2 separate regions of the Mus musculus genome follow, and region 1 is linked to region 2. The links are chromatin loops, found by intact Hi-C in ENCODE. Cell type or tissue: heart. All regions are shown on one strand. Each heading gives the region's core, and the rest is flanking DNA. Links, peaks and the distances in the headings are about the cores only. Region 1 overlaps Synj2 (synaptojanin 2). Region 2 holds the start of Synj2 (synaptojanin 2).

The links. Hi-C counts contacts between places; a loop is a spot of excess contacts. Peaks named below come from ENCODE experiments on the same cell type or tissue, not always from the same donor. Only the 100,000 strongest peaks of a DNase experiment are listed, where the experiment ranks them.
Region 1: a loop joins it to region 2, with 5 times the contacts of the local background. A loop is called at or near these places in 11 of 42 quality-filtered maps.

The regions. Positions count from the first base shown.
Region 1 is chr17:5,989,804-5,997,627 of GRCm38, reverse strand. Synj2 (synaptojanin 2) reads right to left here. Exons shown (of 27, transcript NM_001113353.2): 4 at 7,267-7,492; 5 at 667-750. Among named protein-coding and RNA genes, the nearest start is that of Gm35525, 5.5 kb to the right of the region's middle. In heart, for the core only: a CTCF peak has its summit at 3,546; a DNase peak (open chromatin) is centred at 2,747; H3K27ac peaks cover 354 bases.
Region 2 is chr17:5,939,974-5,942,473 of GRCm38, reverse strand. Synj2 (synaptojanin 2) reads right to left here and starts at 1,194. Exons shown (of 27, transcript NM_001113353.2): 1 at 897-1,194. The coding sequence starts at 1,023. In heart, for the core only: a CTCF peak has its summit at 1,404; DNase peaks (open chromatin) are centred at 983, 1,373 and 2,193; H3K4me3 peaks cover 1,911 bases; H3K27ac peaks cover 1,561 bases; H3K27me3 peaks cover 362 bases.

The DNA.
Region 1 (7,824 bases), core at 2,236-4,735, 53 kb before region 2:
CCTTGGACCGTGTCCCTGGTCCCTGAACTCGTCTCAGGACGCAGAAGCTGAAGCTCTCTGGCACTGCCCAGAGCTGTACTTTGGATGGCAGAAGGTATTTTTAGAAACGACGGGAAAGCTCTGCAATCCTCACGTGGCTCCATACAAGCGCCACAGAATGCCAGACTCATGATGCAGCCAGCCACCAAGGGCTCGGCAGACCCTCTCGAGCCCTCCAGAGGATTTCCAGCTGCTAGATATGTTAGCAATAGGCTCAACTTAGGGTCCCACTTAGACCAATCTCACCCAAGCATTCTCGTTCATTTCCTCAATATAGCCCTCACTGCACAAGGTCAACAGATAATATGTACATGGCTTCAGGACCAAACGACACCCAGTGTGCCTGTTAAACTCTCTCTCTCTCTCTCTCTCCCTCTCTCTCTCTCTCTCTCTCTCTCTCTCTCTCTCTCTCTCTCTCTGTGTGTGTGTGTGTGTGTGTGTGTGTGTGTGTGTCTGTCTGTCTGTCTGCCTGTCTGTCTCTCTCTCTAGCTTGGCTCAACACAATTGGGCCAAAGAACAAGACCATAAACAACGCCATGTAAGAAACATGTTTAAAGAAACTCCAGCTACAGAAAGAGACCATAGGTACATTGACACAGTGGAAAGCCTTCTGTGTAAATTACCTACCTGAAGTCCTGGTTGCTCCCAGAACAGCGGAACGGAGCCTCGGATCTGGACAAAGGACGATACTCCATCATCCATGTAAATCGTCTGCAGCACAGGGAAGCAGAGAGAGAAATGGACTCGTCAATGAAACTGAACGTCCTGGGCTGTAACGGGATCTGGTGCCTGTGACCCGACACCAGCCTGGAGGGCAGCCGGTGGACTTCGGTGCCCTCTGCTCTCTCACCTACCTAGCTGGGCTGGTGCGGCTCCCTCATTGTTGGCTAGACAGCTGTGCATGCTGGCTAGTGCCTGGATTTCTGAGGAGGGGTCTGAACACAGACATGGTGTGCGCAGGAATTCTCACTCCTACCTCATCACGTTATCTGCTTCCCTGAAGAGCCTGGCCTCCGTTTCCCTCTTTAGAACCAGAAGCAAATGTGGTGGCGGTTTAGCTTAGACCTTTGCAGAGGGCTCTATTTTTGCCTGCTCAATAACTAAGGAGCTTTGGTAAAGGAATGAACCAAATTAATCAGCTCTCCTGAGAGTCCCGTTGACAGCACCTGCCTCTGTTGAATATGACAGCTCAAGTCAAGGTTGGACTTGAACTTGTCTGTAGTCCTGACCCTGAGCCACTCTGTTATCAAACATGCCACCAGCTAATATATACACAATAGCTTTTATAATATACAGACCTCTTGTAAGACTAAATGATACTTAAATTAAGATAGTAGCCCCTGCTGATCAGTTTTGTAGTGGCCTACCTGCCTCCAACGACAGAGGAGCAGACGAGAGTTTAAAGGACACAAAAATATAGGCCTGAGCAGGCACGGGGATGGCTGCCGTGGTTATCAGATGGTGGCCTTTATCTGTGCAACCCTACCCTGGCCTGGCAGGGCCACCACAGGCGCCACTGAGAGTCCTTTCCATTGCTCACCGGTCGGCTCTCTGACAGGGTGGTTTTCCACACGGGCTAGATCATGCTCAGATCACACATGCATTAGTAATTCTCCAGGGGGAGGGGACTGGACAATGAGACCCGAGGTTCTCTGGACCACGGGAACGCCATGAGCCTGGTATCTATGTTGTCAACTGTAATTCTAGCTTTTGTCTCCAGAGGAAAATACACTAGGGTGGGAAGACGCTATGTTTCAGGTATTGGCTACCAGCAAATGAGCTCTCTCCAGTATTCTATTTGCTCCACTGCAGGAAGGCCTGCCCTCCCTGAGATGAAAGACACAAGACAGACAGTGTCCCTGACAAACAGAGTTAGCTAACATGCTAACATAAAGACAAGCATTTGCAATGCAAGAATCTGACCTAAGCTAAGGACTTTCATGCTTTTCATGAAGACCTTGGGCTTCAAACACTACTTTCAGCTGTGCAGGAGGCTGTTCCTGGGACCCCTTCTCCATGGGCAAGAGTTCTTTCTCCTCAGAAAAACCATCTATGGGTCTCCTACCCTATCACCCAGGGTGTAACCCAGCAACCAACACAGTGGAGTTCCACGGCACCTCTATGCTGAATGAATGAATGGCCTGAACACTTGTGGGCTGCTTCTTTCTCAGGTGCCATTTTCACAGGGCTCCTGGAGAGGAAGGAGAATGATGCAGGAGAAAACAGGGCCCTGGGGAAGGCCCATGAGCCCAGCAGTGTGGCCTGGGTACTTAATTGAACCACTTTCATCCCGATCCCCTTTCCAAGGGTATTAAATGTCACTTGGGTACCCAGAGAGTAATGCTAGATATATTCCCCTGGCCTGGAGCGGCCACTTGGGAAACCTCACTCAGGAAGGCTAGGTAGGGATGGACATTGGGGCAGGTAGGATAGATGCAGGAACTGGGGTGGGGAGAAGGCAAGACCAGACAAGATAGGGAAGGAACGCTAGGAAGAGCTATAACCCTGAGAATTAAGCAGGAATCCCAGTGCTGACACCACAGAGGGCCTGGTACTGTACCTCCCCAAGCAGCTTCTTTCATGGGGGGCTAAGAATGGGAACAGGGCCAGAAAAAGGAAGAAAGAGATGCCACAGGAAAGGCTCTTCCAGGCTTCTGCTTCCAAATGCACTGTTTACAAACACCGGCACCTTAGGAAGACACGCAGAGTCAATCCAGCCTCCCGTGGTTAAATGGTGGCCTGATTGTCAAGAGCCAAATATTTATCACGCACCCTTTTGCTGACAGGCTGAGGAGCTGTGAGGTTTGTTTTTCTGCAGAGTTGAGTCACTGAAGCAGACAGAGCCACGGAGTATGACTCACAGCTGAGCTGAGAAAGGAGTCCAGCCCTCCTCCTAAGAAGCACAAGAGGCAACAACCACATGCATCGACATGTATGCACACACCACATAAGTGTAAGTACACACTCAAGTGTATAACACACATAACGAACACTCAATACACATACAATACATAAATATTCAAGCATCAGATAAGCACGTGTTGTATGAACTTAAACATACAACATATATAACATATACATGCACACGCCATACAGATGCATGAACACAAAACGTGTGTACATATGTATAGACATGTACACACATATGTACACACACACACACACCACACACACACACTGTACAATACCTGCATGCCAGAGGCAGAAAGTATCCTATGCTACTTCAGACGGGAATCCCACTTGGGCATGGCAAAACTATGGTCTTGAGAACTGGGGGGACTAATTAGAATTAGTGTAGGCACTCACGGACTAACAGGCCCACAAGTGGATTCTGTCTATGAACCCAATAGCTTGCTTTTCAGTTGTCATTAGCAGTTTCAACTATACATGTTCAACAAAGAACTGCTCTGGGTTTATACAGCCCTCGTGCCCAGTTATATGTCTGGTGAAAATAGTCATGTGGGATTAAGTTATATCCTCTCAGCTACCTATTATTCTGGTGGACAGCAGATGGGAGTGTCTGCACATTAATAGTGATTGCTTCAGGGAGCAAGGTCAGTGACAAGTTTATAGAAACAGCCATGTGGCCCAGAGGAGGAAAGGGGAATTTTAAAAAATACAAATTGGGAAAACCACAAAGGTTTATGGGAGCCAAGAAATCCCTCTCCCAACCCCAAGCAATCAATCAGAAAGCTTCTATAGCTTGTCCCTCTTAAAAGCACACTGAAATTTAATCCCGTCATCAAGTGGTGATTAGCAACTGCCTTCATTAAATTAATGGATTATTGGTTTATTTTAGGAATGAGTTTTCAAATAGAAGCCATTTTGGCCAGGCTTCTTACGCACTGCTTGGCACTTAGCCATATGGTGCTCTGAATCTCAGGACTTGGTCAACAAGGCCAGCACCAGATGTGGGCCCTTGACTCTAGACCAGAATTATAAGCCCAACATACATCTCTTTTCTTTATAACATACCCAGGATGTGGTACTGTGTGACAGCATCAGGAAACAGACTGAGGCTAGCTGTACATCCCTGAGAGTGTGGGTAGGCTGTTCCTATCTCTAAGGCCTACTTGGGTGGGCTGCCCCCAAGTGGAGACCTGGGAGATGTGGGGGGGTTTCTTGATCTTGAGCCGTAACAAGTAGCATGGGGTAACAGGACATACGAGTCACCAGGTACCCTGCATGATGCAACCAGAGCAAAAGCCCCAGCCTGAGGCAGTGTTGGCAGTGTTAGTGAGACTAACAGATAGCACAGGGACACTACCCTACAGTCAAAGCACCCTTCTGATGGCTTTATGCAATTACACCCTAATGTCCCTTCCAGAAACAGAAAAAGTCCTAACCTCCTGCATTTCCAGTTGTGACCTTGCTTAGATAGAGAACCTCTGTTCTTATAATTGGATAAGTGAGCCCACCCTGGAGGAAGCTGAGTGAGCCCTTTGATCCAGTATGACCGGGACTGGATGATGGCCTGTGAGCCACACCGGAACTACAGAAGCTGGGAGACACAAGGGCAGATCCTCCCAGTGGGATTTTTCAAGAGACTATGGAAGGCCCTTTGACCTTGATCTTAACCGGCCAGCCTCCAGAATGGGAAGAACAAATGCCTGTTGTCTGAACCACCCAGTGTGTGGCACTTTATTACAGCAGTCCCAGGAAACCCACACAAAGTCCTCTGATATGGTCCATCTTATAGGACAGGGCAGTTGTTACCCTAAAGACCTATTTTGTAAGGTATGGTAAAAGACCATAGTGTTTCCCAACTGGTCAAAACCTAAACATTTGGGAACTACCACCACCAGGACCAAATAAATGGCCCTCTTCCCTCAGACTGGGCTGAGGATTCCTTCTTGACCCAAAGATGATCTCTGGAATCTGGTTCTGGTACCAAGTTCAGGCTTTGTGGGAGCCATGCAATATCAACATTGCTACCTGTGGTGTCTTGACCTGCTCAAAAACACCAGAACTCTGTCCCAGATCAGAACATACCGAGGGTGAGGGGTAGTGATACCAGATAAAGGTGTGGAGGTAAAGAAGGTGGACATGACCTTGGAAGTCTTTGTCACCATGAAGACATGAGCAAGAAAAGTGAAAATGGCTTTCATGGTGGGAGGAAGTATTCTCTCCTTTTTCAACCATAAAAATAGTTATTTAATAGCACTGTCAACATTCAGGAGGGCAAGCAACTCTCCCCTGAGATAGTAATTTTACCCACAGATCTTTTGCAGGCTCCTGCCCCAACTTCCCTCTAACTCCCATGAGGAGCCTCCATCTTTGCACCTCTGAGAGGAGACAGCGCTCCTGCAAACTGGGCCCCCACACGGGTTTGAGCCACTGTTAAGTGAGCATGCAGAGTTTCTCCTGTGCTGGGGGAAGGTGTGCACATGTGTGCTGACTTCAACTGGTGCCCTGGAAGGGTGCCTCTTACAGCCACACTGTGTGTGCCAGGCTGCGCCTACAGGAACACACAGGGCGCCTGCTGCTCAGAGAGGACCCGTGCCTCCCTCCCTATAGCTTTCCTTCTTTGCAGCTGATCCCAGGTGCTATTCTGCAAGGTGGCACTACCCTCAGGGAGCAAGTCAGAGCAAAAAAAAAAAAAAACAAAACAACAGATGCGAGACAGCATCTTTCAGGAGGTTAGGACTTTAACATCCAGGATGAGAGCAGAAGCCAGAAAAGAACCTAGGGAGGTATTACAGATGGCCCTTCTCCATAGGGACTAACAGCAACTGCTGTCACACATGATCAGGTCCCCAAGCCCTAACATCCTTCCAGAATGAAGCTTTAGCTGATGTAGTTTTTTTTTTTAAATAAGTTTCTTCTCCCGTTATTCTATTGAATTCTTTATTCATCCTAAAAAGATTTTCAACCCCTATTGGCTTGTCAGCTGCTCCTGGAGAAGGTGGGTACTCTTTACAGCTATGGTGTCCTTTCTTGAATCCTTTTGCTTAAAATACATTAGAAGGGCTAGGGAGATGGCTCAGTTGATAAAGGGCTTCTCACATAAGCCTGAAGACTCGAGTTCAATCCTGAGGTGCTACATAAAAGCCAGCCTATTAAAAGGCACGAGCTTGTAATCCTGCAGAGGCAAGAGCATCTCTAGGGCTTGAGAGACAGCCATTCTTGTCAAGTCGGTGAGCTCAACACTCAGAGCTCCTCAGGCTTTCAAATGCATCCATGCACACATATACACATAAGCACTGTCTTTTCAGAATGAGTCATGAAACAAAAAGACAGACCATACAAGCCAGAGGCAAGTTCCAAACTGTCCTCTAATTTTGCACATACAGGAAGAAGTCACAGTCAAAAACCTCACACAAATCAGAGCCTCTGGTACTCATGGTAGAAAACATTCCTAGCCAAATGGATGGACCTGGAGAGCATCATCCTGAGTGAGGTAACACAATCACAAAGGAACTCACACAATATGTACTCACTGATAAGTGGATACTAGCCCAAAACCTAGGATACCCACGATATAAGATACAATTTCCTAAACACATGAAACTCAAGAAAAATGAAGACTGAAGTGTGGACACTATGCCCCTCCTTAGAAGTGGGAACAAAACACCCATGGAAGGAGTTACAGAAACAAAGTATGGAGCTGAGATGAAAGGATGGACCATGTAGAGACTGCCATATCCAGGGATCCACCCCATAATCAGCTTCCAAATGCTGACACCATTGCATACACTAGCAAGATTTTACTGAAAGGACCCAGATGTAGCTGTCTCTTGTGAGACTATGCCGGGGCCTAGCAAACACAGAAGTGGATGCTCACAGTCAGCTAATGGATGGATCACAGGGCTCCCAATGGAGGAGCTAGAGAAAGTACCCAAGGAGCTAAAGGGATCTTCAACCCTATAGGTGGAACAACATTATGAACTAACCAGTACCCCTGAGCTCTTGACTCTAGCTGCATATGTATCAAAAGATGGCCTAGTCGGCCATCACTGGAAAGAGAGGCCCATTGGACACGCAGACTTTGTGTGCCCCGGTACAGGGGAACGCCAGGGCCAAAGGGGGGGAGTGGGTGGGTAGGGGAGTGGGGGTGGGTGGGTAAGGGGGACTTTTGGTATAGCATTGGAAATGTAAATGAGCTAAATACCTAATAAAAAATGGAAAAAAAAAATTGAAAAAAAAAAAAAAAAAAGAAAACATGCATTTGTAAGATACATTGATACTCTGAGTCGCTCTGTGTCAGGGACAGGCCTGGGTACTTACCTGCTCTGTCTCCACAAAGTTGGACACGTGGCCATCATCGTTCACACCACGGGTGAGGAAGCGAGCACCTGCGCGTTCACAGCTGATGCGAGAGATGAGACAGGCCTTGGCCTGCTTGTGGGAGGCATATACTGTGCGGATGGTCACCACCCCACAGATGACTTTCAGCAACCAGTTATGACAGTTCACCTGGTGCTGCCGCAGAGGCACATGCAATAGCTGGTTCCTGCAAAATAGCAGGTAACACCTTTGGGTCACCCTACCAGGCTCTACAAATGCTGTACCCAGAGCCAAGTACTAAGGAACTTTCCCTAGGCCCAGTGTTCCACTAGGCTGTTACATGCAATTCCATCTCAATGGAAACATTCTATCTTGGAGGGGAGGTGGCTCATAAAGACTCAGAAAGTTCTGAAGGGGGAGGCTCTTTAAAACTCAGAAAGTTCTCAACAGACACTCCGTAAGATTCCAGGAGTAAACAATTCACAAATCTCAGGAAGTCCCTGAAACTTAACAGATCATAAGGTCCCTTCCCACCTTAAGGTTATATAACCAGCAAGG
Region 2 (2,500 bases), core at 1-2,500:
CTATCTGACTGCTGGCTTTATGCTACCTAGATCTTCTTGCAAATGTCAATTACAAAACTAGGGATCCGGAAGTTGGACTTACCAGGAAGGCATGCACCGCATGACATCACCAAAATAGCCACACACAAGTCTGTGTTGCCTGGAGCAAGTGTCTTAGCCTCTTTAGGCCCCAGTTTGTTTATCTTTATTACGAGCTAAAACTGCAAAGGTTGTGTAAGATTTTGTCTCTAAAGTCCTTAGCACAATGCTGATCTCACAATTTCTGAAGTCAATCAATGAAATACAATGGCTTGCCCTCACCTAACACCCAGCATAAAGATAAAGTCACTAGAGAGTATATTTGCTTCTACTCCTGCTTCTGATGGAGTATTTATAGGAGACAAATGAAGGGTGCCATCGACGTTTCTCAAAGTCTGTTTTGGTGCCTACGTGTCATCCCTTCAGGCAAGGCAATGCTGCTTTGGTGTATTCAACAGGTGCACAAGCATGGGAGCACTAGGTGGACTCCTCCTCAGGGCACCCTCCTCAGAGTGTCCAGAACATGCTAGGTTTCGGCACTGAGCACCAGGAGCGGAAATCAGAGCCAGTTGGCTCTCCAAGAACAGACGCCTGCCACCCAAGCCCCAGGAAGAGCGCCCCCGAGACATCCCCGCCCTCAGGCGAGCGCGACGCTTAGTCCAGCCAAATGTGCCAGCTCTCTGGTGTCCCCCGCACCCAGTACTCCCGCGGACAAGCGCCCCTGGCCATCCCCAAGCCGCCGGGGTCCTCCCTGTCGGGGAACCGAGCGCCCCTAGTTCTCAGGTCTCCGCGAAGTCGCTCGCCTTCACTAATTCCCGCCCTCCCTCCCTCCCCGGCGTTGCTGCCCAAGTGGGGAGCACGGGGAGCGCGGCACTCACCCAGCGTGGCCACTGCGCCGGCCTCGAAGAGCAGGCAGTCGCCGCGGCCCCGCGCCTCCAACAGCACGCTGCTCGGGCCAGTGGGGTCCAGCCGCGCCAGCAGCCGCAGCCCTTTGCTTAGAGCCATGGGCGCGGGGAGCAGAGGAGAGCGGGGACCAGGTCCCGCCCGAGGGTGTGCGGCTACCAGGAGTTTCACTTTGTGCCGGGCTCCAGTGCCCACGGCTCCTCCTCCTCCTCCTCCTCCTCCTCCTCCTCCTCCTCCTCCTCCTCCTCCTCCTCCTCCTCCTCCTCCTCCTCCTCCTCCTCCTCCTCCTCCTCCCCTAACACCACGACAGCCTCCTCCTCCTCCTCCTTTCTCCTCCACCCCCTCCTCCCCCTCCCTCCCTCCCTCCTCCTCCTCCGCCCGGGCCCCGCCGCACTGCCCCGAGCAGGTGAGGTGGCGCTGCCGCCCAGCCTCTCCGACGACGACCGCGCTCCCCCAAGCGGCGAGGCAGGCACCTGCGAGCCACAGCGGGAACCCAGACTGCGCCCGGTGGGCTTGAGCTCGCCAGGGCTCAGTACTCCGGGACGGTCCTCCCTGCTGGGGGCGGCTGCGGGCGAAGGAGATTCCACACATTCCTCGCCGCGGAGGAGGCTGCAGCCGCGGAGAGCCTCAGGAGCCCGGACCCTGCCCGGATTCCCGCGGCCTTATATGGGTAGCTGGGGGCTGAGGGCTGAGCAGGGCTGGCAACCCCCCACCCCACCCCTGCCGCCACCGCTTGTCCGGCGCAGCACTTCTTCCCACGCCCACCCCACCCCCACGCCTGAGACCCCGGATGGGGCCATTGGGTTCTGTGCCTCAGTCTCCCTGAATGGAACTGCAGAAACGCAAAGTGGCCTTCACTCTGAAACTACCGTGGTGATTGAGTATGTTCTTGTGAGTGGTGTGTGTGTGTGTGTGTGTGTGTGTGTGTGTGTGTGTGTGTGCCTGACACACTCTTTAAATGCTGCCTTCTACCGAAGACTTTAATTCACTGTGCGACCCAAACTGGTGTTGCGTTGTGTCCGAGAGATGAGACATCTATTCCCTGCTATCCCCTTTACCACATGACCTTGACCTCGCTGAGATGCACATGGCCTCGCCTATCAGAGTGACAGGTGAGGAACCCCCACCTGAGGATCTCAGTGCCTGTTCTTGCTCAGCATTGATGAGTATTCTGTGATCTGCAACCTTCAAGCAACTCGAGGCAAGGCCTCTTGGTCCTTGGGTCGGGTTGGTCAGGATTGGTCTGCTAGCCAAGGGAGAACGCAGCCAGGTCGAACTGGAAGCACCTTTGGGCGCGTTTGGAGCATCCTTTCCTAGTGTGATGCCTCTAGAGGTCCTCACCCGCAAGTTTCCAGCAGGCCACCCTAACAGCTGGGTTCCTCTGCCGCCCGCCCGCCCCATTCTGCTGTGCTAAGACCAAGAGTGGCGCATGGCTTTCGGAGGTTGGTTCTCCACAGCTTCTTTATACAGTGGAGAGATCACCACCCCATGCAAGTCGTGTAACATTAAGTGTAGCAAACTCGGCTGGGCAGGGTGGCCGGCACCTTTAATCCTAGCACTAGGGAGGCAGAGACAGGCA